Regions from separate parts of the Homo sapiens genome. Here all the other regions are linked to region 1. The links are chromatin loops, found by intact Hi-C in ENCODE. Cell type or tissue: dorsolateral prefrontal cortex. All regions are shown on one strand.

Region 1 (5,000 bases):
TTACTCACAGAATACCTTTTCTCCATGCCCCAGTTCCTCATGGAGAGACATGACAAGAGTTACATGTACCTGATGGGGTTAGCATCATAGGAGAGGAACTCTGAAATTATCAAAACCCAGAGCTTATGTTGGAACTGCTGGCATATCCTCAGAGAGAGGGAGAGAGATTGACATGACTATCTTTTACTCTGGAATGTAAACACATCCTCTTTTGGGGAAAGATGGGAAGTCCTTTTACCCTGGAATGTAAGCAATTTGTTCTGGGGAAGATTAGAAAGCTAAGTTTAGATTTTGCTATCAAAAAACATGACAAATTAGGGGAGAGGAGACATTCTCTATCTTCATATTGTGTTAATTTCCATTGCTCTGAAGATACTCACCATGTAGCAACAGGAAGAAACCCAGGGACCATTATCTTGCTGCAATCAATACCTGCACAACCTCTAAAACAGTGGCGTTCAATCTTTTGGTTTCTATGGGCCACATTGGAAGAAGAAGAATTATCTTGGGCCACACATAAAATACATTAACAGTAACAATAGCTGATGAGCTAAAAAAAAATGACCCACAAAATCTCGTAATGTTTTAAGAAAAGTTTACAAATTTGTGTTGGGCCACACTTGAAGCCAGCCTGGGCTGCGGGTTGGACAACCCACTGGGCCATGGGTTGGACAAGCATGCTCTAAAATCTCTATTTTACGCATCCCACTTTCTAATCGCTTGCTCGTATATTTCTAATTCATTCATTCTAGTACCCAGACTCCAACAATTCTTACCTCCTTCAAGAAGTCTAACTCACTGGGATGCTTGTTTGTTTTTATCTTTCAAGTTTTTTTTTTTTTTAACTATCCAATCCATCATCTGCTACCTGCACTTCCCTTTTAACTCAACCCCAAAATAATGTCTCATCATTATAATTTCTCACTTATCAATGTCTCCAATTCCATTGTTTCCCTCTGCATGCCAGAAACACCTCAATCCCACCCTCTACTTGCTTATGCTCAAGTGTTGGAATGTTGTTGGGAGAAAAAAAAAATCACACAAAGAAACTAAGTGGTCTCACTTTAATTCATGACTGTAAACCTTTCATAGAAATAAATGTAGCATTCCTCCACAAAACTGTAGGCTTCTCTAGGATATAGATATTTAATATTTGTAATTATAGAGCTTGTTCCACAGAACTTCATAGCTTCCTATCCATTTGCCAATGAGACCACAGTTATTCCAAGTGTGGTGCTTAATTTTTGGTGTCAACTTGACTGGATTAACGATACATAGATAACTGGTAAAGTATTATTTCTGTAAGGGTGTTTCCAGAGGAGATTGGCATGTGAGTCAGTGGGCTGGGTAGGGCAGGTCTGCCCTCAATGTGGGCAAGCATGATGCAAATGGCTGGGGGCCCAGAGAGAACAAAAAGGCAGAGGAAGGCAAGTTCTCTGTCTCTCTCTCTTGTAGAGTTGGGCCTCCCTTCTTCTCTTGCCCTTGGGCATCATAACTCCAGGTTCTTCAAGAGTTATGATGAGCTTTGGATTCAGGACTTGCACTAGCAGGCTTCCAGGTTCTTTGGCCTTTGGACTCAAACTAAGAGTTACATTATCAGCTCCCCTAGTTCTGAGGCTTTCGGGCTTGGACCAAGCCACACTACCAGTATCCCTGATTCTGATGCTTGCATGTGGCCTATAGTGGGACTGCACAGTCTCCATAATCATGTGAGTCAGTTCCCCTAATAAATCCCCTATCTATCTATCTATCTATCTATCTATCTATCTATCTATCTATCCTTCCTACTGGTTGTGTCTCTCTAGAGAACTCTGGCTAATACACTATATGGCAAGGTCCCTGAGTCTAGATGGTTCCATTTTCAGGAAAGGTGAAGTTTGATTTTCTACTAGCTCAATCTATCTTTGATTGCTGACTTTTGACTCTAATCTTCTTTGTGGCTGACTTTCTTACATCAATATTTTGTTTGACTGTAAGCTTAATTTTTGACGCTTTTTCCCTGTTTCCTCTCTTTTAAGTGACATTAACCCAGTGGTCTACAGCAGCAGTTCTCATGGTGTTGTTCTTTTTTTTTTTTTTTTCTGCTTTCTCATTCTCATTATGTAATATAATCATGGTCTTGTTCTTACAGCCTTTTACATTCTTAAAATTTATTGAGGAGAGACGCCAAGATAGCCAACTAGACACAGCCAGTTGGAACAGCTGCCACTAAGGGACTGAGACAATTGGCACACTTCTGACAGATCTTCAGAGGGAAGGCACAAAGAGTGGACAGAAGGAAGATACAGAAGCTGGACCGAAGGGAGAGGAAGCTGGGAACCCTGCCTGGGGCTACCATGCACCAGGACTTTTTCCTGGCCCCCAGTGACCCTGGGGGAACAAGTGAGTTGAACTGGCAAGGAGCAACCCACTGTTCCCATGCTCCTCTGGAATCCTGGCAGGAGAAGAATCTTCAATCACCATGGAAACTCGAGTAGGCAGGGAGAGCTGCTTAGAGAAGTGGTAGGGGCAGCATGCCAGCTGAAGTGAAGCCCAGAGAGTTTGCAGGAATGTCTGTAGCAGAGCACAACAAGGGAAGCCCATTTCCCTAGGCTCAATTTGCTCCCATAGGAGACGTTAGTCCTAAGAGAACTGCGGGCCCTGAATTCTGCAGGGCAGTCTTGCCCATCAGACCTGGCTGGTCCAACCTGAGCACCCCTTGGTCTACTGGGCCCCAGCCTGGCTACATCTTCTTGCAGGGCAGTCTCAGTTACCCGAGGGACTTGCATCATAGCTCCTGCACTGGCAGACTGTGCCTGCCAGTAGAGAGCTCCAGCGGGTCAGCCCCCGTGGCCACACACCAGCCTACCCAGGTCTTCCCCATGCTGCAGCTTTCCTGGGGCCCACAGCAAACCTCCACATCACTTTGCTGGCACCTGTGGGAGTGGGCAGGTTTTGTTTTCCTTGCACTGCTAGCACACATGTGGGCGTGCACCCTGCCCTGTGACTGCTGCAGTGGGCATGCCCTCTACCCCTTCTCCCCCCACTGGACTACCTTTGAAGTCAGAACTTTGGCAGTAATAGAGCCAGCCAGCCCTGCTCCCACCAGCTCCTCGCTCTTGCACCAGCACTGCCATGATAGTGAAACTAGACACAGAGAACAGCAAACCCTTCTGTACCCTGAGTGACCACCCTTGCCTACGGCCACAGAGAATACACGCAGACCTGCACCCACCAGAGCCCCACCCTACCAGTGTGACTGTGCACTGTCAACAGCAAGCACCCCCCCAACCAGCTGTGTTGCCTCCACTACCGTGATGGACACCTGCGTGGAAGCAGGCACCTCTGCATCTGCTAGCAGCCTGCCACAGCTGAGAGTGTGAACCCCTTGCTACAGCTACTGTTGCTGCTGACAAGTGCAAATGACGACAGATCCTGCTGCCATTGCACTATGAAATGCTTTGGCTGACACCACCCATCAGAGTCTAGTGACTAGTACCAGCAGTCCAGGATCACCTCACCTCCCACCCAGCACAATAGAGTCCTAACTTTGAGGAGCCTGAGAACGAAGTCAGGGCTGATACAAGTCCCCCCACCTCAACCCTAGAGATAGCGCATGCAGTCCAGGAATTGGGAGCTGAGCAGTGGCCCCCTAAAATCTTCCAGAAATGAAGCCAGTTGGCTGAATCCTTATACAACAATCAAACCTTCAAGGTCAGGAAATAAATAGGATAAAGTAAAAAAAAAATCCAGAGGTGACAACTTAAAAGACTGAAGAAACATCAGCCCACAAAGATGAGAAAGAACCAATGCAAGGACTCTGACAACTCCAAAAGCCAGACTTCCTTCTTTCCTCCAAATGACTGCATCACCTCTTCAGCAAGGGTTCTGAACCAGGTCAAGATGGCTGAAATGACAGAAATAGAATTCAGAATATGGATTGAAACAAAAATCATTGAGATGCCGGAGTACACTGAAACCCAATCCAACGAAGTTGAGAATCACAATAAAATGGTATAGGAGCTGACAGACAAAGTAGCCAGTATAGAAAAGGTGGTAGCTGACCTGATATAGCTGAAAAACACACTACAAGAGTTTCACAATCCAATCACAAGTATTAATCGCAGTATACACCAAGCTGAGGAAAGAATCTCAGAGCTTGAAGATTGGCTTTCTGAAATAAGACAGTCAACAAGAATAGAGAAAAGAGAACAAAAAAGAATAAACAAAACCTTTGAGAAATATGAGATTATGTAAGAAGACTAAATCTATGATTCATTGGTGTCCCTGAAAGAGATGGGGAGAGTACAAGCACCTTGGAAAACATATTTTAAGATATCATTCATGAGAACTTCCCTAACCTAGCTAGAGAGACCAACATTTAAATTCAGAAAATTCAGAAAATCCCAGTAAGAGACTTCACAAGATCATTTCCAAGACATATAATCATCAGATTCTCCAAGAATTAATAAAATGTTAAAGGCAGCTAGAGAGAAAAATCAGGTCACCTGCAAAGGGAAGCCCATCAGATTAACAGTGAATATCTCAGCAGAAACACTAAAGTCAGAAATGATTGGGGGCCAATATTCAACATTTTAAAGAAAAGAAATTCAACACAGAATTTCATATCTGGCCAAACTAAGCTTCATAAGCAAAGGAAAAATAAGTTCCTTTGCAGACAGGCAAATGCTGAGGGAATTTGTTACCACCAGACTTGCTTTGAAGAGTTCCCAAAGGAAGCACTAAATATGCAAAGAAAAGACCAGTATCAGCCACTACAAAAACACACTTAAGTACACAGACCAGTGACACTAAAAAGCAACCACACAAACAGGTCTGCATAGTACCCAGCTAACATCATGATGACAGGATCAAATCCACATGTATTAATACTAACCTTGAATGTAAAGAGGCATTTAGCCTAAATGCCCAATTAATGGGAACAGAGTGGCAAGATGGATAAAGAACTAAGACCCATTGGTATACTGTCTTCAAGAGAACCATCTCACATTCAGTGACAC
Region 2 (5,000 bases), 480 kb after region 1:
TTTCAGTCCCTAGATCTTTGTGGGTCCTCTAGGAGCTATGAAATTGAAGGTCAGTGAGATAGTTAAAACTGGTATATTGGAATATTATTATTGTAAAAGGATAAGCAACTCTAAGAAACCTTATTATCTATACATGTCAAAGCTTTTTTTCCCTACAATGACAAGTAATTTATTTTCTTCTGTAAATACCATTTCTTTCCATTGTCTGAGAGTTTTTACAGGACACAGGTAAAATGAATAATGTCACGGGCTTTACTGTCTTCAAGTCAGTCCCTGTTCAGTGTAATTTATTATTCCAGCTCAGTAACTGATTGGTTAGTTACTTGTCCTTAAATTTATAGCTATCATTTTTCTACAGTTTAATTTTGCTGATTTTTTAACAGCATTTCATATAGATTTTATTAAATAATAGGTATATATATATACACGCATATATAATACACTTTTCATTATATTACCAGTAATCACCCATATCTGACATCTTCTCAATACCATGTTCAAAAATATACATACATAAAACATAAAATTTAAACTACAAAATTCTGCTTTCAGCCTTTCTTGCACAACCCCGGGAAGTCTGTGATTTGTTTTTTAGGCTACCTGAAGAGCTATTGTTTGATTAACATAAAAGTTTGTGAGGCAATTCAATGCAGCATTCAGTTAAGAAACCAGACATTTTCACAAAATCATAAATACAGTGCGAAGGCAGATTGAAAATGAAATGCCTGTTGCGTATGTTCTCCACACAGCTCCTCAGGGCTGCCTGTATGTAGAAATTTTCTCACTCCATCTGTTCCCTCTGCCTGAGTGACAGGTCTGCTTCTGCCAGCACTCCCTTCACCAGCAAGAGAGAGAAAATGTTTCCAGGTGCACATGGACACACCTGATCTCTTGCCTCATCATCCTTTTAGCGTATTTACTAAAGAGTGAATAGATCGAGAGGAAATAGGTAAAAATGGGAAAAACCTTCAATTTAATAGATTTGAAGTAAAAAGAGAAATTCATCTGACATATTCTTCTGAGATAGCTGAAATAAAGTCTCTTCCACTAAATATTTGGTGTCCAGGAGCCATCGTGCAACATTGTTGTATTAACAGTGCTACTGAATGAAGACATACTCATGAATTCATGTTTGCTGTTGTACCTATTGCTTAATAAATTGTTTTCAATCAAGATTTTACAGGCATTAGAACTGAATACCAGCAGCATACTAGTGAAGATGGTTATATAATCTCAGCTCACTCCATAGCCTGAAGCAAACAATTTCTTCTAAGTATTTCAATTACTTCATCTAAAAAAAGTCAACTGCTAAGATTTGAATTTTTTTTGTGTTAAATGCACCAATGAGAATTTTTTGGTAAGATGATTCAACGTCCTCTGACTAATTGTGCTATATGGGTTTGAAGTACCAATCACTTATGGAATATTAAGACTATAAAGGATTGTAATTTTTTTAGATGATTCATTTTAAACTCTTGGAATAGGGACTGTTTTGAATATATCTTTGTATCCCCCCACAGAACCTAATACAGTGCCTCACAGAGAGTTGGGATGAATAGATTTTTGTTAAGTGAATGGATTTTACAGTCTCAGTCTGTAGCTACAATTTCCCAGAGAAAAGGAGAGACCTTGTTCTAGAATTGGGATTGAAAGAAGGATCTCACAGCTAAGACTTGAAGGATAAATGCAGGCAAACTGTGGCGAGTTCACAACAGAAAACCATTGCATAACCAGTCTTTAGGACCTTTGTGTTAATATTCCCCAGGTCCACCATCTGTGCCCCTTACACATACATAGCCTTTGCAAAATATTCCATTGTCAACTGCAGCAAAGGGCTTTGGTAGATGTCACTTGATTGTATCTGCCATCACAGTTGGAATGAAGACAGACTCTCCCTCTCTCTTTCTCTGGCTGCCCTCCTCTACAAAATTAGGTGTTGAGAAAAAGTGATATTAGGAGAAAGGCAAACAGCAATTTCCCAGTTATTATTTGAAGATACTGAATATCTGTAGTCTCAGGAAATTTAATGATATGCATTCTCCAGAATGACTTCTTCAAAACTCATGGGCTGGCTTAAGAGATATAACTTGCTTTAAAAATTATTTCCCTACAATGAGTTAAGTAACTCATGTGTTAATTCATTCACAAAGTCACTGATTTTACCCAGCACATATGATGGACAAGATACCATTTTATCCCTCAAGGAAACAGATCTGCAGAGGTGTGGAGATATAGTATCCAAAAATATCCACACTAAAGGTAGAAAGGATGAGATCTGCAATAGAATAAAAACAAGAAGGAGAACTTCAGATATCTTCATTATTTCCTGTGATGTGGCAGATGAAATGCTCTCTTGAAGGAAGAAAGGAAACACTTGTTGAGGGCTTAAGGAGGTAAAAAATATTTTAAGCAGTTTCTTCTTGTATAGTGGCAATGCACATTACATATGTGGGTATACATGTACATGCATATATGCATGTATATGTATATATGTGTGTATATATACATATACACAAACACACAGAAGCTGATATTTTTATTCATATCTGCTTAACATATCATAAAACTCATAATTGTAAAAATAGTAACATCAAATTAATTGTTTATCTTCTTACAAGTAATATGAGTATTTTAAAAGGTATAGAATTTCTGGTTCACTTTCATTTAGATGAAGAAAATGGCTGAACAGAAAGTCTGTCGCAGAAATAAAAAGCCAGCATGTGTGTTTCTCATAGAATTATCAGATGCTGACATCTAGTGGCTCTCAAAATCCATAATTATGAAGGACTTTTAACAACAGGACATACTTTCCATGTACTGCAGATATGCACAGATGGATATATTTTATTTATATGTTCTATTATGGTTCTTTATACATAAAACAGTTGACACTTAGAATGAAAAAACTGTGGCTAACTGGACATGTTGTGATCAGCTACACTCCACATTTTGCACATAGCTGAAGAAAGTCCTCTCTTATGTTTCTGTCTCTCTCTCTCTTTCTTTCTCTTTTCTTTCTTTCTTTCTTTCTTTTTGTTCTTTCTTTCTTTCTTCTTTCTTTTCTTTTCCCTCCCTCCCTCCCCCTTCCTTCCTTCCTCTCTTTTTTATTCTTTCTTCTTTCTTACTCTTTGTTTCTTTCTTTCTTTCTTCCTTTCTTCTTTCTCACTCTTTATTTCTTTGTTTCCTTTCTCTCCTTTGTTTCTCCTTTATTTTCTTCCTTTCCTTATTTCTTTACTTCCTTTTACCTTTCCTTTCCTTTTTTTATTTATTGTGCAGGATAAAGTCTTTATAAATGGCCTTGCCACCTCTTGGACTTTGGACCTTTTGTAATCCGAAAGAAACCTCTTATGCATTAAATTCTTCTGAAATTTTAAAGTGCTTCTCCCTGTATTTCCTGTCTTTGCCCTGCTTTACCACAAAAGTTGATGTTATTCATGCAAAATTATGGCCCCGTAAGACTTCTCATTCCTGTTTTGCTTTGTGTATTTGGCATGTTCTATTAACATTACATAGTTTGTATTTAAATATATATGTAGCTATTCTGTCGAATTCATTTTAACTTTATTTTCCTCTTCCTTCTTTCCCTCCCTCCCTCTTTCTCTTTCTATCATTCTGTCTCTTACTTTCTTCATTTTCTACACCTTATAATTTTAGTACAATAGTTATTGCTAGTACACTTCTTCAAGGCTTATCTAATTTTATTTCATTGATGAATATACATAGTTAAAAAAAACCCTCATTATGGAAAGCAGATTACATTGAATGCTTTCTTGATTTTTTTCAGTTATAGCTTCTCTCCTTGATCCCTTTCCAAAAGCCATGGATTTAATGAGTTTAAAAAGAGCTTTCTGAGTATGAACTTCCTTCCTTGTGGAATTTGCATTCATTTTTCCACAAAACTTCTCAGGCAATTGTTCTGTGGCAGGAAATGCAAGGTAATCAGCTTGGTGCCCTTATTCGTGAGTTCAGTCAAGTTAAGCTGTCAGAAACCCAGAAAATGAGAGAAAAAATGCGTAAATAGATAGATTATAGCTCTCTTGGGTAGTGAAGAGTTTGCGTCCTCGTTGAACCTGTAACAAGCTGTAAGGATTAGTTTAGAGGCTTGCTTGAAAATTGGAAATGGGCTAAGGGTATATTAGAGAACACCTAAAGGAATGAAGTCCAGAATTCCTCCGAGTCGTATGTGCTTCTCCCTCCCACTTCGACTCTGTCTTGCTCCTACTCCTTCGCAAATACACTCTGCTCCTACACCTCAAGTTGACTTTGGAATATGGCCAAAATAGAAAGTTATTCTTGAATAACTTCAGAAGATCTTGATAATTTGAGTGAACTGAGAATAGGTTTGCTAGAATCCTCTAAAGGCAAAATTTTTCTGCAAATTATCAAAGTGTTATAGGAGACTGTTTCAACTTGATTCCATCTGAAGATTCAGTAGGCCTGATTACCTTTGTATCATTTTCAAAATCTGTTTACTACTCTTAAGCTGCTTTTTAGATTACAAAAGACTCCAAACAACCACAGCAATCTTGAGAAAGAAAAATTAAGTTGGAGGCATTCTACTACCGGATTTCAAATAATATTACAAAAACAAAGTGTGGTACTGGCATAAAAACGTACACATAGACCACTGTAACAGAATAGAGAGCCTAAAAATAAACTCAAGCATTCATGATCAACTAATTTCCTATTTTTTTTTTTTTTTTTTTTTTTGAGATGGAGTCTCGCTCTTTCGCCCAGGCTGGAGTGCAGCTGCACAATCTCGGTTCACTGCAAGCTCCGCCTCCCGGGTTCAAGCCATTCTCCTGCCTCAGCCTCCCGAGTAGCTGGGACTACAGGCGCCCGCCATGGCGCCCGGCTCATTTTTTGTATTTTTAGTAGAGACGGGATTTCACCGTGTTAGCCAGAATGGTCTAGATCTCCTGACCTCGTGATCCGCCCGCCTCGGCCTCCCAAAGTGCTGGGATTACAGGCGTGAACCACCGCGCCCGGCCCATGATCAA
Region 3 (5,000 bases), 92 kb after region 1:
TTTTTGTAAACATATTCTATATTTGCTATTGAATATTTGTTGAATAAAGCAAAGGACACCGCATATTGAAATAAGCTACCCCTTCAAATGAACTTACTAGATTTTCCTTTCTCCCATGGACCCCAGTAACAGGTGTGGTATGTGGGCTTGTTGGAACAGATGGAATTGCTTCTCATCTCCAGCACTGGCTTGAAAAGTCCAGAGGTCAAGTGCAGGCTTCGTCCAGCCATGGATTATCTATGTGGCGAAGGCCAAGGGACTTTTCTTCCAGGTATTGTGTTTTGGAGAATAGGGTGATTCATCTCTACTTCTCAGGACTCTTACGAAAAATCATGGAATTTGTTTTGGATTCTCAAGTAGACACAGGGTGTTTTATCTGTGTTTGAGGTCATTGTCTGGTCCTTTGACTTAAGTATTATTAGGCCCTCACAGCGCCTGTAGTACCTTCTCAGCACTGCTGTTAATTTACTGTAGTCCCTGGCTATCTCTCTTTTGTTCCATTACTACAAGGTTTGGCTGTTTGCCATCAGGCAGCCAGGGTAAAGTTCTACTCTTGCCCTAGATATGTAGAAAATACTCCAAGTCCAAATCATGTTTAAGACCCATGGAAAAGACAGATATGAGGCCCTGTGAAAGGGATGTAGCTGGACTACAAAGGCTAAGACACGGGTGCAACCTCACTGAAAGGAAAACAGAAATGATGACTTCCATTGTCTCTCCAGAGATGGTCTAACTCATCATCTCAGATTCACTCCTCTTTAGACCTCTTAAGACTTTTGCTTTGGCTTGACTCTTCGGGTGGAAAAATGATAGACAAAACTCAGTGTGGTATATATTATTTGCTAGCCACTGTCCTCAGTACTCTACACATTTTAATTAAAACTCTAATAGTGTTTTCATTTTTCAGGTGAGGAAACTGGGGCACAGAAAGACAAGGAAACTCATTTAAGCTTACACAGTTCTAAAGTGCTTGAGCCGGGTTTCGCACTGATACAACCTAGCCACGGGGGCCACACCCTTAGCCACTAGAGCTGTGCTGTCCAGTAGAACTCATGGAGATGATGAAAACGTTCTAGATCTCTGTTGTACAATACCAGAGCCTTAGCCACAAGTGACTGTTGAGCACCTGGATTGTGAACAGCACAACTGAGCAAAGGCATTTACATTTCATCTAATTTTAGTTTATTCAAATTGAAATAGCCACATGTGACTAGTGTCTACCTTCTCAGACAGCTCAGCCCTAGACTATACTGCCCTCTAGGAAAAGTCAAGGTATAGAGCGGGCCAGGAAGAAAAGCTAAGGACATGTAATTGAACAAATTTCTATCACCCAGTGATCAGTGCTGTCAGCATTTCTCAGGACTGTAAAAAAAAGATGTTTTTTAAACCAACTGGGTTAACATTTCTAACTCAATTTTAATAGTTCCCATGGTAGTTATTTTATTTTATTTTATTTTTTGATATGGAGTTTTGCTCTTGTTGCCCAGGCTGGAGTGCAATGGCACGATCTCGGCTCATCACAACCCCCACCTCCCGGGTTCAAGCAATTCTCCTGCCACAGCCTCCGAAGTAGCTGGGACTACAGGCATGTGCCACCATGCCTGACTAATTTTGTATTTTTAGTAGAGACGGGGTTTCTCCATGTTGGTCAGGCTGGTCTCGATCCCGACCTTAGGTGATCCGCCCACCTCGGCCTCCCAAAGTGCTGGAATTGCAGGTGTGAGCCACTGCGCCCGACCTCCATGGTAGTTTTTATATACATTATAAGTCTGCCATGTGTCCTGCAGAACTCAAAGTTGTGTAATGTGTCATAATAAACAAAGCAATAATACTATATTAACTAAAAATAATGACATGCAAATATCAATTAAATCCCTGCCATACACTGCTTTACAGGCAATTGGCTACTCTTTTTGTGGTTAGAAAGTGCATTCTTCCTAATTCTTTGTACTACATATCTTAAAATGGATACAGTTTAGGTCTGCAAATGCTATTTCCGGAGTCATTTTCACATCTATTACACAAATTACTTTCCCTTAGACTACTTCTCTGTGGAAAATTGTCATGATACAGCCGAGGTTCCAACACAGTGTATTTATAGGTTTTTCAGCTTCAAAAACTATCAAATTCTTGGAACAGTTTGATATAGAATAAAATTTCCCTGCCCTTTGATTTCTTTATTTGTTTTATAAAATTTAGGATTTTAGATATGTAGAATGCATGCATGCTCTATTCTTGAATCAAAGTAGAACATTCCCATTATTTAACTTTTAAGGCAAGGGGATTTCTGTTTTTCTTTTCTTTTTCTCTCCTTTTTTTTTTTTTTTTAAAAACAGGGTCTTGTTCTGTCGCCCACACTGGAGAGCAGTAGTGTGATCTTGGCTCACTGCAGCCTCTACCCACTGGGGTCAAGCAATCCCAAGTAGTCAGGACCACAGTCATGCGCCACCATGCCTAGCAAATTTTTATATTTTTAGTGGAAATGGGGTTTTGCCATGTTGCTCAGGCTGGTCTTGAACTGTGGGGCTCAAGGGATCCTCCCATCTCAGCCTCCCAAAGTGCTGAGATTACAGGCCCAAGTTCCCATGCCCCCACCGGATTTCTGCTTTCTTTGGGCATTGTAATACACCAGGACTGGACTCATTGGTGGACAGGATGGCTCATTATCTATTTTATTATATGATTTTGTGGGCTCTGGGACAAAATGTATTACAAAAATTTTCAGGAAAGATGTACACAAAAATATCTCTGGAATGAGTGAATGGATTAATGCTTTCTAATATTCCTAGTTACATGTTGCTTAAATGGAAGAATTTAAAATTTTTTCTTACAACAATCCTTACCCTAAGAAGGTGGAGGTACTGTAGCCTCCGCTCCTTGTTACAATGGGCAACTGGGAAAATAACTGAATAATATGTTAATTCCATTGCTTTGGGGACATCCATTCTGAGATCACTACCTTAAGCTACAATCCATCATGGGAATCCATTATGCAGCTTAGAACTCCACTAGACTCCTTGGACATCTAGCTTTGAAGTGTACATAGAAACGAACTTCTCCTAGCTTCTTAAGGAATATAGTATCTTAACTTGAATATTTCAAACATAAAAGAATGTTCTCAAAAGTCAAAGACTCTCAAGAGTCAAACAGATTTTTGACTCTTGAAAAGGAAAGTTTAGTTACTTGTCTCTGAGGTATTTGTTTTAGTTACTTGTCTCTGAGATATTTGGTCACCTGGGCCTTGTAATATCACTGTATTAGTCATGGTTCTGCAGAGAAAGAGAATCAGCAGAATGTGTGTCTGTGTGGAAGGAGATTTATCATAAGGAATTGACTCACATGATTATGGAGGCTGGTGAGTCCAAAGTCTGCAGCATGGCTGCCAGCAGGCTGCAAGCCCAGGAGAGCCGATGGTGTAGGGAAAGTTGGAAGGTAGACTGCTGGAGAATTCCCTCTTGTTCAGAGAAGCTGGTCTTTTTTTTTCTATTCAGGCCTTCAAGTGATTGAATGGGGCCCACCTCATTATGCAGGGCAATCTGCTTATGAAAAGTTTACCAGTTTAAGTCTTATCTCATTCACAAACACGCTCCGCATTAACCAATACCATTAACTACCCAGGTAATATAAATGTGAAGAAGCCTTGACTTGTATAAAGCTATATAATTCTGGGATAAATCCAGATATTTTTTCAGAAAATTGTTGCAATTCATTCATATTTCTTATTAGCTATTACTTATTAACTGTGCGTATTCTAGTTGCTTTAAATGCCTAAAGCCTCATTGCTTCAACAGCCTTTCAAGGTAGATGGTATTCCCCTCATTTTTAGTTAAGGACACTGAAGCCTCAAGAGATTATTTCGCCGTCAGAGGTAATGAGGATGGAATCCAGAAATTTCGGACTTATAGGCCAGTGCTTGTCCAACTCTATCCTCTCTCTTTCCTTTTCTGTCTGTTCATGGCCTAATCATATGGACATCATGGGAATCAATATCTATTTTTACTGTTTTATCTCCATCTTCACTTCTATATCCACAGATTTAAAAAATCATAATGTATGGTTCTTCCACCCATTTTTCCTACTAAAAGTAGTATTTTCACATGAAATACTATTTATAAAGAAAAATGGCTTGTTACAGGGTCAGTTGGGCAGATAAGCATCTTGAGAAGGTGACGTTTTTCATTCCATGGGGAGTTCAGTAGGCAGGATGATAGATGAAGCTTTCCAATTATTTATCGACGTGTTGTATTTAAGAGTAGTAATTTCTAGGTTGCAGAGATGAAATTCCCTTTCCCAGTGGTCACTTGGAATGGGTGGCATTCAGTATAACAGAAGCCTGAAATAACCAAAAAGGCTTTCTAAATATTCATGGGAGAAAAAAAAAAGTCTTACAAATACTATATTTTAACATTTAGTATTATCTCTGCTCCTGTAAGTATTTTTAGTTTCAGAGCTCTACTTTCTTACTCAACTAAATATTTTTGATAATTCAGAAATTAACATTGTTGAAATTATGGCTGATAATTTCTGTAGGAATAATAGAATTCTTGCTATTAATCATTTAAGGTGACAAGAAATATCATGACATTTAGAACTATTGTGTGTCATTTAAAAATACTTTCATGAAAATAATACATTTCTCTAAATGTAAGTGAGGACTTTGTCCCCTCATTTCCCCTGCCAGCACACTCAGGCACAGCAAAAAATAGCACTGCCCAATCTGTTGACTGCAGCAGATTGTCCTAGGTTCTTTTGAGAGTAAAGTTAAATGTAAAAACTCCCCCAAAGCTACTTTTTTCCACTTTTGAAGCACGTTTCAATAACCAGACATCATCTTGCAATTCCTTTCCTGGAAAGTCATGGTTAAACCTGGAATATTTAAGTTTTGTTGAAAGTTGGAAATAATTCACAAGTATTATATTCTTATTTTCACATTTCAAAATTATATCCAGTTGTATAGAACATATTATGTGCTTGGAATGTCTTGTCTTAGGAATCAATGG

The links. Hi-C counts contacts between places; a loop is a spot of excess contacts. Peaks named below come from ENCODE experiments on the same cell type or tissue, not always from the same donor. Only the 100,000 strongest peaks of a DNase experiment are listed, where the experiment ranks them.
Region 2: it touches region 1 in a loop (7-fold over the local background); 5 of 110 quality-filtered maps call a loop at or near these places.
Region 3: it touches region 1 in a loop (4-fold over the local background); 13 of 110 quality-filtered maps call a loop at or near these places.

What each region holds. Positions count from the first base shown.
Region 1 is chr4:176,042,232-176,047,231 of GRCh38, reverse strand. No RefSeq gene overlaps it. Among named protein-coding and RNA genes, the nearest start is that of WDR17, 21 kb to the left of the region's middle. In dorsolateral prefrontal cortex, no CTCF peak of the experiment used is centred here; a DNase peak (open chromatin) is centred at 2,511; H3K27ac peaks cover 2,330 bases.
Region 2 is chr4:175,558,549-175,563,548 of GRCh38, reverse strand. No RefSeq gene overlaps it. Among named protein-coding and RNA genes, the nearest start is that of GPM6A-DT, 230 kb to the left of the region's middle. In dorsolateral prefrontal cortex, CTCF peaks have their summits at 2,546 and 2,748 (motif pointing left); a DNase peak (open chromatin) is centred at 798; H3K27ac peaks cover 4,494 bases.
Region 3 is chr4:175,950,359-175,955,358 of GRCh38, reverse strand. The region is part of intron 2 of LOC107984113 (a long non-coding RNA gene); the gene reads left to right. It also overlaps a transcript of GPM6A not described here. Among named protein-coding and RNA genes, the nearest start is that of WDR17, 110 kb to the left of the region's middle. In dorsolateral prefrontal cortex, no CTCF peak of the experiment used is centred here; no DNase peak of the experiment used is centred here.